Linked DNA regions of Mus musculus: region 2 is linked to region 1. The links are chromatin loops, found by intact Hi-C in ENCODE. Cell type or tissue: left cerebral cortex. All regions are shown on one strand.

Region 1 (8,000 bases):
TGGTTTCTTTTGTGTGGGAAGGGCCGTCTTTCTCGGGCTTCACAGAAAGGGTCTCGCCCAACAGTTCTCTGAAATAATTGACAGAGTGAGCACATCGTTCCGTGACCAGGGGTCTTCAGAGCTAACTGGCACCATAGAGGAGATATTGGTGAGATTCATTAATTCATAAAGCAGTCTCGGGACTAATAGTATATGAAAATAAGAGAAAGAAACCCAGCTTAAATAATAGCATGTGCGCATGCGCTCGCGCACACTCTCAGGAGTTCACACTTTGCATACAGGTGCCATCTTCTTCCACTTTCTGACAGTGCTCACGGCTGGCTGAACTTACTGTGGTACAGACTGCCACCTATTTGATTATTAAACACTGCCCTTGCCTCTTGGACATCCAGCTCAGTGATACCGGCTGGCATCCGTGGACCGAGCAACCGATGGGATGGTCTGTGTATGTGGCTAGGTTACTGGCAGCTTCCTCTCCAGCCCTCATGTCCTTCCCCCGCCCCCCCGCCCCCCCCCCCCCCCCATCTCTTGGCTAGCTCTTTGGGTTCTTAGGATCAAAGTCGGGTAGAGCTATGAGGAAGGGGAAACCTGGGCCCAGCAGACAATGTGGAGCCAGGCTAAGAAGGTAATTGCAGCTGGAGAGGAGATCTGGCCCTGGGTTGGCAGTTTATAGATTTCAAAAGCTCTTGGCTTAGCCATTTCTTTACTTTCTCTTCAGAGACAGCTCTTCTTGGAGAAGCAATCCTCTCTCCACCCCACCTGCTGGGAAGGAGGTTTCTTTATTGAATTTCTACATTTCATTTTTTTTCATTTTTAATTAGATATTTTCTTCATTTACATTTCAAATGCTATCCTGAAAATCCCCTATACCCTCCCCCTGCCCTGCTCCCCAACCCACCCATTCCCACTTCCTGGCCCTGGCATTCCCCTGTACAGGGGCATATGATCTTTGCAAGGGCCTCTCCTCCCAATGATGGCTGACTAGGCAATCTTCTGCTACATATGCAGCTAGAGACACAAGCTCTGGGGGTACTGGTTAGTTCATAATGTTGTTGCACCTGCAGGGTTGCCGACCCCTTCAGCTCCTTGGGTACTTTCTCTAGCTCCTTTATTGGGGACCCTGTGTTCCATCCAATAGATGACTATGAGCACCCACTTCTGTATTTGCCAGGCACTGGCACAACATCACAAGAGACAGCTATATCAGGGTCCTGTCAGCAAAATCTTGCTGGCATATGCAATAGTGTCTGGGTTTGGTGGTTGTTTATGGGATGGATCCCTGGGTGGGGCAGTCTCTGGATGGTCCTTTCTTCCATCTCAGCTCCAAACTTTGTCTCTGTAACTCCCTCCATGGGTATTTTGTTCCCCATTCTAAGGAGGAACGAAGTATCCACACTTTGGGCTTCCTTCTTCTTGAGTGTCATCTGTTTTGCAAATTATATCTTGGGTATTCTAAGTTTCTGGGCTAATATCCACTATCATGTGAGTTCTTTTGTGATTTGGGTCACCTCACTCAGGATGATAATGTACGCATGTGTGTACCCACACTTGTGCACACGTTTGTGGAGGCTGAAGGACTGGTGTCATTCTCAGGAATGCCATCCACATAATTTGAAACAAGGTCTCCCACTGGCTTGAGGCTCACCAGTTAGGCTGGATAGGCTGGCCCTCAAGCCCCAGGATCCACCTGTCTTGGCATACCAGCACTGGATTAATAATATACAGCGCACACACACGCTAACCTGCCATCTCCTTCAAAGCAAACACTGTCATGCTCACTGACTACAAAGTTAAATCAAATGTGGTATTTTTGTGGCTTCCATAGGGTTGCCTCCTCCTCTTTCTTCTCCTTCTCTTTCTTCTCCTTCTTTCCCTTTTTCTCCTTGTCATTTAAGATTTATTTATATTATTTTATGTGTCGGGGTGTTTTACTTGCATGCATGTATATGTACCATGTGTATGCCTGGAGCTCAGGGAAGCCAGCCCGAGGGTCTTGAATCCCCTGGAACTGGAGTTAGATGTTTGTGAGCCACTGTGTGGGAGCAGGGAATTGAACCTGAGTCCTCTGCAAGAGCAGCAAGTTTTTTAAGCTGCCAAGCCATCTCTCCAGCCCCCAGTAGGGTCTGATTCTCAATGGTAGAGTGATTGTGACTAATTCTGATCTGCTAAGGGGTAGATGCCAGGGTGATCATGAGAACAGCTGAATTAGAAAGGAAGGGTAGAGTAGAAAGCTCATTAACTTTTCGTACATCCTACAAGGAAAGGGCACCTAGGTTTACAGTTACAGGAGAAATAGAGATGGCCTCATGCATACATAAATCACCTATTAGAATAAATGTTGACTGGATTGTCCTCTTATCGATGTAACAACACTAAATAAAGTAAATTGCTCATGAAGAAGAAAAAAATGTCTCCCCCCTTTAACAAGAAAGGACTTAAATATGCAAATGTTTTGACAATTAAAAGGTAGGTAATGAAACTAACTTGATGCCTATTTTGACTGAAGGTTGACAAGGCTTCTTGCAAGCATTTGGGTTGGTGCCTGCAGTTGATATTTGGTTCTGTTACCTCTTCCCTTGGTTTGTCTGGTAGGTCTCCCTGCTGGAGTGCCAACAGTCTTATAGATATCAGAGTGGTTAAGATTGGATAACAGGAACTTTCAAATTCATTAATGACTAGAAGTCAGAGAAGGGTGAAGGCAGCCATTATTCTTTTAATGAGGTCTGGAATTTTCCTCGAGTTCTTTTACAGTAAGATACTGAGTTTTGTGTAAAAGGCTCAATGCCCCTTTGTGGGCATCATTGTACCCCTTTTTATCAGTTAAAAAAAACCCCACCACATGAGCAGCAGACACTCTCCCAATCTTAAAGTCTACCAGATATTGCCAGTACACGTCAGGGGTTTTCTTCTTATACAGCTTTCTTATACAGCTCAGAACCCACCTGCCCAGGGAATGGTACTGCCCACAGTGGGCTTGGCCCTCCTAAGTCAGTTAACAATCAAGGCAGTTCCTCATAGACATGTCCACAGACCAACTAACCTCAGTGCAGAGCAGCTGAGGCAGGGGCATTACTAAGGTACTTGGGTTCCTTTTATCTTATGGTTCTGTCCTTTCTTCTTGACTTAGAACCTTCTGTTTGGTTACTAGGTGGGGGAAGGGAGCGCACCGAGGAAATGTGCTACAGAGTCCAGCTTTTCCTCTGCCTTCTGGGCCTCTTGTTGACCCCATGGGAAGTATTAAGTTCCTCCTTTCTTTCTGTTCCCACTCCTAAACTTTATAATCCCCTGGGTCGTTAGCACATTTCTTGTACATGGAATAAGGACAGAAGTGACTGTGTCATCTCCCAGGTAATGCTGACTGTTCAGATTCCTTCTCTTGAGCCTGCCCAGGTCACTGTGGCTTACAAGGATGGATGAACCAGAAGCTGCAAGCTCAGGCTCCTGTGAATCTGTGAGAACATCGTTCCTCCATGCTGCCTCATGGAGTCTGTTCTAGTTTCCTTTCTGTAGCTGTGATAAAATTTTCAGATGGAAAGTAGTGTATGGGAGAAAAAATGTTTTGTTTGATTTCAACTTTCAGATCACTGAGGGAAACCAGAGCAGGAACTCAAGCAAGGTCTTGAAACTGACACCATCGAGGGACTCTGCTTGTTGGCTTGAACCAGCTCTCCTAGATTTCTTATACAGCCCAGAACCACCTGCCCAGGGAATGGTGCTGCCCACAGTGGGCTTGGCCCTCCTAAGTCAGGGAACAACTGAAGCAATTCCTCCTAGGCACGTCTACAGACCAATGCAATAAGACACGTGCTGAGTTTCTCTCTCTCTTTTTCTGTCTTTTCTCTCTCTTCAGGTGATGCTAAGCTGATCAAAGGTTATAGTTAATGCCAACCACAGCATGCATCTTTCCTTTTTGATTCTGTAGACTCATAAACAGTGAGATTTGCCCCACAGTGAATCATACCCACGTCTCACCGGGAACTGATTTAGATGAAATTTTTTGATGCAGGAGTGAGTCAGCACTCTGAAGTATTTGGCTATGGAAATGACAAGCGTTTTGGATGCCAGAGGGTAGAATTGGATTGAGTTGTATTCTCTTAAAAAAGATACACTGACATCTGTTATATAAATGGCATGGTGGGTTCCATGGAAAGGAAGAGAAGGCAAACTACTCTTTAGAAAGAACTTTATTAGGAAAGTCAGCACCACAGACAGCTGTTACAGCCATGATCAGGCCCTGAAGCAGTAGAGAAAACCTCTGGCCCTGGTGAAGAACATCCTTAGGAGAGATGGCTGTCAAAGAGAGCTGTTTAGTCCTCACTCCTTTGGCTAGAGTGTCTCAGCACAGGCAGCAACAGCATTTTGTTCTGGGAAAAGCTAAGTCTAACAGATTCCCTGAAGTGGCCCTACTGGATCTTACATCCTCTGGAAGATTAGTCTTGCGGCTAAGGCTGTGGCTGGTCCTAGTTGTTGGACTCTTGCTTCCTTTTGGGGAACAGAGTCTATTGAGTGAGTCTGGACACATAGAATCTAATCCCACATCAATTGTTTTAGAAGTGGTTTTTCTCATGTATCGCTTTAGAACAGGCCTGTTTATCAAGGACCACTGGTCCGTGTAATTCATCAGCTAAGGAAAATGCTCAAATGGTTTTCTTTCAGACTAGCAGGATTTTAAAAGGTGGTTATTTAATTATAGACTACTCGTGAGAGGGACAGATAAGCCTAATAGACCATTTTATTTAGTGGAGAATGACACCTGAAGCACAGGAATTGTGTGTGTGTGTGTGTGTGTGTGTGTGTGTGTATGTGTGTGTGTGTATGTGTGTGTATGTGCGTGTGTGTGTATGTGTGTGTATGTGTGTGTGCGTGCGCACGCACATGCATTAACACCATCAATTTCTCCCCATCTACCGTTTAGGTTTGCTGCTAATTTAAAACTTCTAATATGATTTCCCACTCTTTCCCCCATCCTTGCCTCCCTCTCTTTTCACCCTTTCTCCATCCCTCCAGGGAGGGACACCAGCTTTCAGTTTACAGTGTAGGAAAAGCCCAGGACTTGAAGATGCAGCTAGTCTCCTCTGTACCTCAGAGGCTGCAATCAGAACATGTCCACCACTGAAAAAGTTCTCCTGATAAAAGAACCACTCTATTCTGGGTGTAAACACAGAGGCAGGTGGGGCTGGAGCTGCTTCTGTGAGAGGATATACCATCCGACAGTGAGACACAAGTAGCAGAAGACGGGGCATGAAGGTTTTAATAAACCATATCCTGCCGGAGGCTGGGAAGACGGCTCAATGGTGTTCAAATCCTCTCTGTACCTTTGTAAAAAGCCAGGCATGGCTATTCAAGTCTGCAACATTGTAGGGTGGAGACGGGTAAATTGCCAAGAGCATACTGGCCAGTCAGACTAGTCAAAATGGTGGGTTGTGGTTCACTGAGAGACAGTGATGAGGAAGAGACTGGACATTCTACTCGTCTCTGCACATATGCATACATGTGTGCCCTCACACTTGGGAACAGACACTCCACTCACACGCACACATGAATCCCCCAACCACACCCCCGTGAAACCTTGAGTTCAGCAGATCTATGACCTATGTGACTCCAAGTATGAAACATGAAGGTTTATATTCTCATTGTCTCGTAAACCCTGTTTTCTGTCAGTTTACAAACTGGAGAAGGTAAACCGATGATTTTCCAGACTCAGGATGGGGTGTCACGACTTTTGGTCTTTCTGGAATAGCATCCATCTCTCAGCAGAGGGACTTTCCAACTTACCCCTCAGGACGATAAGGATCCATTTGAGGGTTTTAACTGGGTGACTGGCATGCTTAGTTTTCTATTTGAGAAATAGACTGGCCAGAATGTACAACATCGTTCAGTTACAAAATGAACACACACCAGAGCCCGGGAACAGTGAGCTGACAGTGATTGTCACTGGGGTTTTGTGTATGTGGAATATGTCAAGGGAGTGGATCTCAGAGAAACAGAGACACAGGGAGACCGAATGAGGTGATAGATGGGCTTGATCTTAGAAATGTCTGTCCAATGTATAATTTGATCAGAACACTACACCTCATACCTCAAATGTATACAGCTTCCATTTGTCAAGCACACTTGATACATCTCAAAAGACAAGGTGACAGAGAGTTGCGACAGAAAGTTCTGGAAGGGGCTAGAGAGAAAGCCTAGCAGGTAAGCACTTGCTACCCCCCCCCAAAACTTACATAAACGCCACGTGGATGTGGAGAGTATCCTGTAATTCCACCCCAGAAGGCAGAGGCAGGATGCCCAGAGCAAGATGTCTAGAAAAACGACCCATACCAAGGAGCTTTGCCTGTGAGACATCCTGCCTCAGTGAACAAGATAGACAAGACATTAGGGACATTTCCTGAATCCACTTTGGGCTTCCACATGTGTGTGCATGCACATGTAGAGGAAAAACACACACACACACACACTGAAAAGAAGGAAGTTCTGGAAGAGGTAAGCCCAGACAGGATGGCTGCTAAAATCAGAAATAACAAACTGTGTTGGAGCTCACTATAGAGGAAGAGGGGGACCAGAGGGAGAGTTAGGAGTGTGTTTGTCTGTTCATACCAAAGCATGAAGAGACATAAAACCAATGCCACCTGCTCCAGGATCTCGAAGCCACAGCTGTAGCCGAGGTACTGTTGGTAATTGATGGTCGCTCTGTGTGTGTGTGTGTGTGTGTGTGTGTGTGTGTGTGTGTGTAGTCACTTTTTGGGGTCAATGTGACCACAAGCTCATGCTCATCAGTTTGTGATTCCTCCGAAAGCACTCTGGGGCCCATCTTAAGTCATCATAGCTCTCAGTGCCTAAGGCTAACTGACTCCCAGAAACCAGTTCAGTAGAGCTGACTAACATCTCCTTACATCACAAGGACATTTTCTACTGTAGATATAATAAACACATATATTTTAGAATATACAGAAACTTGAAAAATGGAAATGGAAAAAAATACCTCTACCGACTTTGAATTAAAAAACACATTTATTTTAGAATTCTCTAGGATAGTTGCAATTTCCCGCATACCCTACACATGATTTCCATATATTAGCATCTTACATAATCGTATGAAAATAATTAGGAGAAATTAACCTTTGTAAAAAAAAAATCCGTTTTTCCTTCCCTGTTCCTGCTCCCTGAATGACGACTCTGAGACTATTTATTAACAAATGCCTAGGCCACAAGCTTTGGCTCCTTCCTGGACTAACTTATTTAACCCATTCAAACTATTCTAAGTCTTCTACATGGTTAGATACCTCTCTTTCATCCTCTTCCTTAGCATCTTCCTCAACATCTCCCTTAGCATCTGCCCCAGCATCTTTCCCTGAATCTCCTTTTATTCTCTTACTGCCAGTGTCTCACCTCCTATTTTTTGCCTCAGCTCATTGGTCATAGACTTTATTTTATTGACAGGTGATGCTTATAAGAGATTCTCTCTACAGACCTTGGGGCACTATTATCAACTAAATGACTCATTTAAAATTTTTATTTTTGCTTATGGGTCTTTTTGTGTCTGCCACATGGCTGTAGTACCTGCAAAGGCCAGAAGAAGTCAGATCTCCCAGAGTCAGAGTCAGTTGTGAGAGTGCAAAGGGTTCTGAACAGCTGAGCCATCTCTCCAGCCCCTAAATGAAACAATTTTGTCACAGCAAGGAGAAAAATGGATGCTGTCACTATTAAACTCTTTCACACTGTAGATTCCAGCCCACACTGTATTTAGTAGTCAAGAGTCCTGTAATATATTAAAGTTTTCTTACTCCCACTTTGGAAGTACCTACCCCTGGGTTTTCCCTAGTCTGTGAAGGTTGTGAAGGCATGAGTGGCCAATTTTCCAGGCTCTTTGCTAATGGTACACCTGTTTTGGTGTACTGAGCTTCCATACCGTATCCTGCATGTCCTCGATTTCTGACGGCCCTCTTACTCTTGTGGATTCATGGCTTTGAACACTGATTTACACTTTTTTCTGGTGCAGC
Region 2 (8,000 bases), 61 kb after region 1:
GGGGGGGGCTTTTCCTTGTTCTGATATTTATTTTCAGAGGATCCTATTTACTTAACCAGCCTGGGCATGGTGGTCCTTTGTGGGTGACTATCGAACAGTGTGGCTGTGGCTCAATGATTCCTACTATTTGATCACTGACAAGAAATTGGGGCAAGTCCCCACTCCTTAGTCTTAAAGTCTTTACTCTGTGACATCAGTTGCTTTTGGTTCCTATCCTAGCTTCTTGGCTGTTTATTCACTCCTCCCTCCTCCACTAACTTATTTTTTGTTTGTTTGTGTTTCATTTTTATGTATGTGTGTAAGTGCATGAGAGTATGGGTTCCTGCAGCAACCAGAAGAGGGTGCCAGATTCACTGGAGCTTGAGTTCCAGGTGGCTGATCCCACCTGATGTGGGTGCTGGGAACTCTTGTGCTCCACAAGAGCAGCAAACACTCTTTATCACTGAGATATCTTTTCAGCCCTCATCACTAACCCTTCACACATCCTGGATTTCTTGGTATTGAAAAGCCCCAGAGACCTGGACTCCTCTCTGTATTTATTCTGTGGTGGGATGTAGGTGAGTCCTTGGGTATGCTGAGTACTTACTGTTTTTGCTCTGTGAATGGTTGGGAGGAGGAGGAGGAGGAGGAGGAGGAGGAGGAGGAGGAACCATGGGCCACTCTAGGGTTCTCCAGAAGTCCTTGGAGTCCAGTTAAATAGTGAAAACAGGAGCACAACTTAATACGTGCACCATGGCCAACGAAATAAATGAGCTTCTGACTTATTTAAACACCAGGAACAAAGCCCGAAGATCAGGAGAGCACAGTCAGTCTTTGATCTTTGTTATTGAACAGATTGGTATTTACCGACCTGTAGCAACTGGAGAGAACACAGGCCACAGGGTTCTGTGAGTTTTTCCTCAACATGAAAGTGTTAGCAAAGGCAATTTTCAGGATCTGGGGGTTTTGGTTAGTGCTGGGGGTAGTGTTAAAATCATTAAGGCTTTGGGCTGGATTAAATGCTCTCTGAAAGTGGAGGTAATTCTACAGAATGGTCTCGAAAGGATTGCCTATCTGTGAGCGCAGTAGGAAGCTGGGCCAGAAGGAAGACAGACATCTCCTGCACCTGCTGCACACCTCAGTAAAATCCAACACAGCCTTCTGTGTTCAGGATGGAAAGGAAACAGGATGCTAAATGTTTCTGACGAGACACACATTTCTCACGAGGCACACATCCTTTCCACTTCTGTCACGAGGAACTTGAGGACTTTGGTGACGTCACTTCACAACTGACTCTCAGGTGGCACTTCCTGTTGCAAAAATTCCACAAAGTATTCTCCTGCCTGACATTTTCCAGAATGCTGACAGGGTTGAGATGTCCTGTCTGTTCCGTGTCTGGACTGAGGGAAGCCAGCAGTCTGGGAGTGTGCCGCTACCCCACAGCCAGCTGAGGACGATAGGCAGCCTGAGCTCGGCAGCTTAAGGATGCTTCACCATGTTATCTGTCTGGAACCAGGAGAAAGGAGCTGTGTAAGGATGAAGTTGCCTCCCCTTTATTTGATATGGAAACAGCTATGTGATCACAGTAAATCAGAGCACCTGTGGTAACCTGCTGTATTACCTGTCATACATTTCTATTTCGTCACGCAAAACCATCAGATCTGTTATGACCTACTACATTATGGGAATTTTTCTGTTGTGTTATAGAATTGTCCCCTATTATCTATTGTGCATGACAATGTTTCTAGAACAAGCCATAATTGAGACAGAATAAATTTCTCTTGTGTCATGTTGAATCACATTACATCATAATATATTTTGATTTCACCACATTAAATGATAACTGCATCACCATAGATTTCTACTGCATCATGGCAAGCCATAACAGCTACTATGATGATCTATTTCAGTGTAATAATTTTTCCCCAGAACTTTCCAGAAATGACTTTCGTTTGTTCATGATAAAGGCTGTCAGATACTTTTGGCACCCAGACCTTACCATGCCCCACTTAATGAACAGAAACAGTAGGGCTTAGAGGGGCATCTTGTCTTACTCTCCTGTTGTGATAAAACACCATGGCAAAAGCAATTTAATAGAGAGATTGTTAGTTTTGGCTCCCAGTTAGAGTGTACAGCCCATAATGGTGTGGAGACTCTGGCAGCAGGGGCTTCAGACAGCAAGTGCTCAGCTCAATTTCCCCCTTACACAAAACACAAGACCTCAGCCCATGCAATAGAGTCTCCAGCAGTTAAAAGGACTGGCTACTTTTCTCAAGGATCCCAGTTTTATTCTTAGCACACATGGTAGTTCACAGCCATTGTAACTCCAGTTGCAGGAGGATCTGATGCCCTCTTCTGGCCTCCATGGGCACTGTAGGCATATGGTGCACATACATACACACAGAGAAATGCGCGCGCGACACACACACACACACACACACACACACACACACACACTGCAGATTTTAAAAACCTGTTTTAAAAAGAGATCTAAGCTGTAGAGATTTTTAGCTTCAATAAAGGCTAAGATATTGGATTTTCAAAACCTAAATTAAACACAAAATTATTAAGAAAAAAAGGGGCTAAACATGGAAAGGGAACTAAAAGTGCCGACAGAAACATTGTAGAAATAAAAAGGAATAGGTTAGGAAGTACAGTGGGTACAGTTGCCTGCAGATGTTCAGAGCATAATGCCAGTGAAAATTCCAACTTGCATTCAAAGCCAGTGACACATACTACAGGTTTTGGTCCCCCTTGGGGGACTTGTGCAACAGATTCTAGAATAAAGTCCCTTTTAAGTTTTTAGAACTTGCTGCTTTTTGCCTTGAGTAACGGAGGGAGGACATGTGAAAAGACAGAATTCTAATTTTAGGGTGCTCAGCATCCCGACTCTATTTTCATTTCACCCACAAGAAAAATCTCCTCAGCTAACCTTCAGCTACTTTTCTTATACTACACCTAAAAAAAAAAAAAGTCCTCTTGAGCCCTCTCTAATGAGCATGTGATTCCCAGCTATGAATGCACATACATTAGATTTCTGTTGGAGAATTTTAGAAAGTGTATGCTCAGGATACTCTCCTGAGAGATTACATCATGTTTAGAGATACTATGGCCAGCATTAAGAGATATGTTTGTTTTGATTTTATGTGTATGGGTGTTTTGCCTGCATTTATGTCTATGCACTATATGTGTGCAGTGCCCATAAGTAGGCCAGAAGAGGGCGTGCAATGTGGATGCAGGGAACTGAACTTAGGTTCTCTCTGCAAGAGCTGCCAGTGCTCTTAACCACTAAGCTTTCTCTCCAGCTCCTAAACCACACGTTTTTAAAAGCTGGTACTGACATCCAAGTAGTCTGTGGTAGAGAATCAGAAAATTATGATCTGCAGACCAAATATGGATCACCTGTTACTTTTGTAAATAAAATCCAAGTTGGGTACAGCCACACATCCTTAATGGTTGCTTCCACAGTACAAGGGCAGAGAGTTGGGCACTGATGACTGACAAATTGCTCTTAAAAATGGGAATGTTTGCTATATAGTTGTGATGGTTAATCTCCATTGTCAATTTCATAGGAAGAATGAATCATCCAGGATTCACATCTCTAGGTGTGTCTGAGAGGGGGTTTTCTAGATTAGGTTAATTGAGAAGGGAGGTCCTACACAAGAGCAGTACCATCCCATGGACTGGGGTGCTAGACTGAAAGAAATGGAGACAATGAGCTGAGTACCAGCATCCCTCTCTCTCAGCTTCATGATTGTGGATACAATATAACCAGCTGCCTCACACTGCTTCCTGACTGTGGATACAATGTGACCAGCCCCATTAAGCTCCTGCCGCCACCATGGCCATGCCTTCCCTCCATGATGGACTGTGCCCTTAGATGATAAGACAACACAGACCCCTCCTTCTTTTATTTGATTCTTGTCAGATATTTTGTCACAGGCACCAAGGGAAAAAACCCTAATATAATAGTAATTTCAGAAAGAAAAGTTTGCAAGCTTTCTCTGGGCTTGGGGAAAAATAGTTCAGCAGAAATCATGCAGGAACACCTTGATATATGTCATTATTATCCTAAAGTTGTGTTCCTCAAGCTATCAGTTGTGACCCTTTTTGGGATCAAATGACCCTTTCAAGGCGGTCACCTAAGACCATCAGAAAACACAGATATTTATATTACCATTTATAGCCATAGCAAAATTACAGTTATGAAGTAGCAATGAAAATGATTCTGTGGTTGGGGGTCCCTACAACATGAGGAACTGTACTAAAGGGTCATAGTATTAGGAAGTTGAGAATCACTGCCCTAAAGTGATCAAAGATGATCCACTCAGATTCAGAGATGGAGAGAAGTTTGAACTTACCCAAGATTGCTTGGGAAACTTAATACCTGGGATAGGTATCTTCTAACTCTACAGCAAGGTCATGTATAATACAATCCATTGATTTTTCTGTCTTATATCAGTTAGCCTTTCTGTTTAGTTTTGCTTATACTTATCCAGAGTCCAAAATTATTAAATAGAGAATTCCAGAAAAATTGCTTCATAATTTTTTATTGGATATTTTATTTATTCACATTTCAAATGTTATCCCCTTTCCATGTTTCCCCCTAAAAACCCTCCATCCTATCCCCCTCTCCCTGCTTCTATGAGGGTGCTCCTCCACTCATCCATCCACTCCTGCCTCACTGCCCTGGCGTTCCCCTACACTGGGGCATCGAACCCTCACAGGACCAAGGGCCTCTCCTCCCACTGATGCTCGACAAGGCCATCCTTTGTTACATATGTGGCTGGAGTCATGGGTCACTCCATATGTACTCTTTGGTTGGTGGTTTAGTCCCTGGGAGCTCTGGAGGATTTAGTTGGTTGATATTGTTGTCCTTCCCATGGGATTGCAAACCCCTTCAGCTCCTTCAGGCCTTCCCCTAATTCCTCCATTGGGGTCACTGTGCTCAGTCCAATGGTTGGCTGTGAGCATCTGCCTCTGTATTTGTCAGGCTCTGGCATAGTATCTCAGGAGACAGCTGTATCAGGCTCCTGTCAGCAAGCACTTCTTGGCATCTGAAATAGTGTCTGGGTTTGGTGTCTGTATATGGAATGGATCCCCAGGTGGGGCAGTCTCCAGATGGCCTTTTCTTCAGTCTCTGCTCCACACTTTGTCTCCATATTTCCTCCTGTGAGTATTTTGTTCCTCCTTCTAAGAAGGACTGAAGCATTCACACTTTGGTCTTCCTTTTTCTTGAGCTTCATGTGGTCTGTGAATTGTATCTTGGGTATTCTGAGCTTTTGGGCTAATATCCACTTATCAATAAGTGTGTACCATGTGTGTTCTTTTGTGACCTGGTTACCCCACTCAGTGTTATATTTTCTAGTTCCATCCATTTGCCTAAGAATTTCATAAAATCATTCTTTTTAATAGCTGAGTAGTACTCCATTTTCTGTATCCATTCGTCTGTTGAAGGACATCTGGGTTCTTTCCAGCTTCTGGCTATTATAAATAAGGCTGTTATGAACATAATGGAGCATGTAGTGATGGTTCAATATGTGGAAATCCATCAACATAATCCACTATATAAACAAACTCAAAGAAAAACCCACAAGATCATCTGATTAGGTGCTGAGAAAGCATTTGACAGAATTCAACTCCCTTTCATGGTAAAAGTCTTGGAACAATCAGAAATTTAAGGCCCATACCTAAACATAGTAAAAGCAATATACAGCAGACCAGTAGCCAACACCAAACTAAATGGCGAGAAACTTGAAGTAATCCTACTAAAATCAGGGACTAGAAAAGCTGCCCACTCTCTCCCTATCTATTCAATATAGTAATCAAAGTCCTAGCCAGAGTAATTAGACAACAAAAGGAAGTCAAAGGGTTACAAATTGGAAAGGAAGATGTCAAAATATCATTATTTGCAGATGATATGATAGTATACTTAAGTGGCCCCAAAACTTCCACCAGAGAACTCCTAAACCTGATAAACAACTTCAGCAAAGTGACTGAATATAAAATTAACTCAAACAAATCTGTAGCCTTCCTCTACTCAAAGGATAAACAGACCGAGAAAGAAATTGGGGAAACAACACCCTTCACAATAGTCACAAATAACATAAAATACCTCGGTGTGACTCTAACCAAGCAAGTGAAAGATCTGTATGACAAGAATTTCAAGTCTCTGAAGAAAGAAATTGAAGATCTCAGAAGATGGAAAAAAATCTCCCACGCTTCATAAGTTTTAACAGAGCTCCATTCTTGGTTATATGATGGAATTCCACCCTGTCTTTCTTCATCTCAATCTGTGATGGTTTAAATATGCTTGGCCCAGGGAATGGCACTATTAGGAGGTATGACCTTGTTGGAGTAGGTGTGTCACTGTGGGTCTGGACTTTAATGCCTGGGAAGTTAGTCTTCTTCAAGCTGCCTTTAGAACAAGAGATGGAATTCTCAGATCCTCCAGCACCATGCCTGCCTGGACACTGTCATGTTTCTAACTTGATGATAACGGACTGAACCTCTGAACTTGTAAGCCAGTCCCAATTAAATGTTGTCCTTTATGAGAGTTGCCTTGGGAATGGTGTCTGTTCACAGCAGTAAAACCCTAACTATGACACAATCATAGCCTGGGTTCAGTATGAGCACCCTGTATATATTACCCTCCCATTATCAGCTAGAAGCCTTCTTAGGGATTGGATTAATGTGGCTTTTATCATATTGCTGGGCTAAAGTATCTCATTTTACTTAATAGGAATCCCAAAAGTCCAAAAGTGACTCCTAATACCACCTGTATGGTGCTTCCTTTAAGTGAATATATAAAACTAAAATATGTACCAACTCAGTAAAGAGACAAATGAGTTTAGTATTGCAACCGCTGCTTACTATTTTTAATGATATGATGTGAGGATTTATGAGATAAACTAGATTCGAGGTGCATGTTCCCAGGAAAAGACACAGTGTATGTGTGCACAACACACTCTGGTTCTAGGTACACACTGCGTTGGAGAATATCCTTCACTGAGACAGGGGACAACTAGATTGCCATTGTATGTCTAGTATAAACTAGTATCAATGCAGTGCTATGGTCACACTCTGGTGTTTTTATTAACTTTTTGTGTTACACACACAAATGGAAGAGAGAGAGAGAGAGAGAGAGAGAGAGAGAGAGAGAGAGAGAGAGAGAGAGAGAGAGAGAGAGAATTTAATGTTAGTTCTTTGCCTACCTGCAAGTATATGTACCATGAGCATGCTTGGTGCCCATGGAGGACATTGGATCCCCTGGAATTGGAATTATAAATGGTTGTGAGGTGTCATATGGGTCCTGGGAATTGAACCCAGGTTTTTTGCAAGAGAAGCCAGTGTTCTTAACCTTTGAACCATCTCTCCAGTCCCTGTTGCTTTTAGTTTTTGTCTAATTTCCTCTTTCTGTTCCAGGCTCTTTCTTAGGACATCTAATAGGCTTCTTTATTTCCCCCACACAAGAGACAATTTAGCACCAGCATAAAATGGTCCTCTGACAGAAACATTTAGATCCTTTCTTCCTGGGAGTCAGACCGGAGTGACTTTACTGGGGATCATGTCAGCTGTTTTCTGTGAGTGACAAGAAAGGCAGACCTCCTTTTCTTCCTCTGTCTAGTGGCTTGCGTGGATATGGGTGATCATGCAAAGATGCTGTACTTCCAGGGTAGCAGAGATGGGACGTGTTTTCAAGCGCACGAGCGCCCCTCAGTTTCCCCTTAGCTATGGCCGCACTCAGAGATCCTGGAAGGTCATGTCAAGGTCTTAGAATTACAGTGTGGTGAAGTCATAGCAGACAGAGCCTTGGCAGAGCTTTCTCTCTTGCGCCTATTGCCAAGACACTGAGCATTCTGCTGCTTATCTTCCCACAGGTCTGGCAACAGAGAGGGGAACTCTGCCCACCCCTTGATAAATTCATAGCTCAGAGTCAAAAAGGAAAAAGCAAGGAGCAGAGGTGGGGTGAGATGCCAAACCTGGAAGGAAGCAAAGCCCCCCAAAATATTACATGGCAG

The links. Hi-C counts contacts between places; a loop is a spot of excess contacts. Peaks named below come from ENCODE experiments on the same cell type or tissue, not always from the same donor. Only the 100,000 strongest peaks of a DNase experiment are listed, where the experiment ranks them.
Region 2: it touches region 1 in a loop (4-fold over the local background); 4 of 42 quality-filtered maps call a loop at or near these places.

What each region holds. Positions count from the first base shown.
Region 1 is chr5:125,825,518-125,833,517 of GRCm38, forward strand. Gm40327 (a long non-coding RNA gene) reads right to left here. Exons shown (of 3, transcript XR_868522.2): 2 at 7,561-7,652. Among named protein-coding and RNA genes, the nearest start is that of Gm40327, 8.4 kb to the right of the region's middle. In left cerebral cortex, a CTCF peak has its summit at 7,588; DNase peaks (open chromatin) are centred at 4,021, 6,791 and 7,631; H3K27ac peaks cover 3,615 bases.
Region 2 is chr5:125,886,193-125,894,192 of GRCm38, forward strand. No RefSeq gene overlaps it. Among named protein-coding and RNA genes, the nearest start is that of Gm40328, 28 kb to the left of the region's middle. In left cerebral cortex, CTCF peaks have their summits at 332 (motif pointing right), 2,292 (motif pointing left) and 3,184 (motif pointing right); DNase peaks (open chromatin) are centred at 1,239, 2,882 and 7,888; H3K27ac peaks cover 862 bases.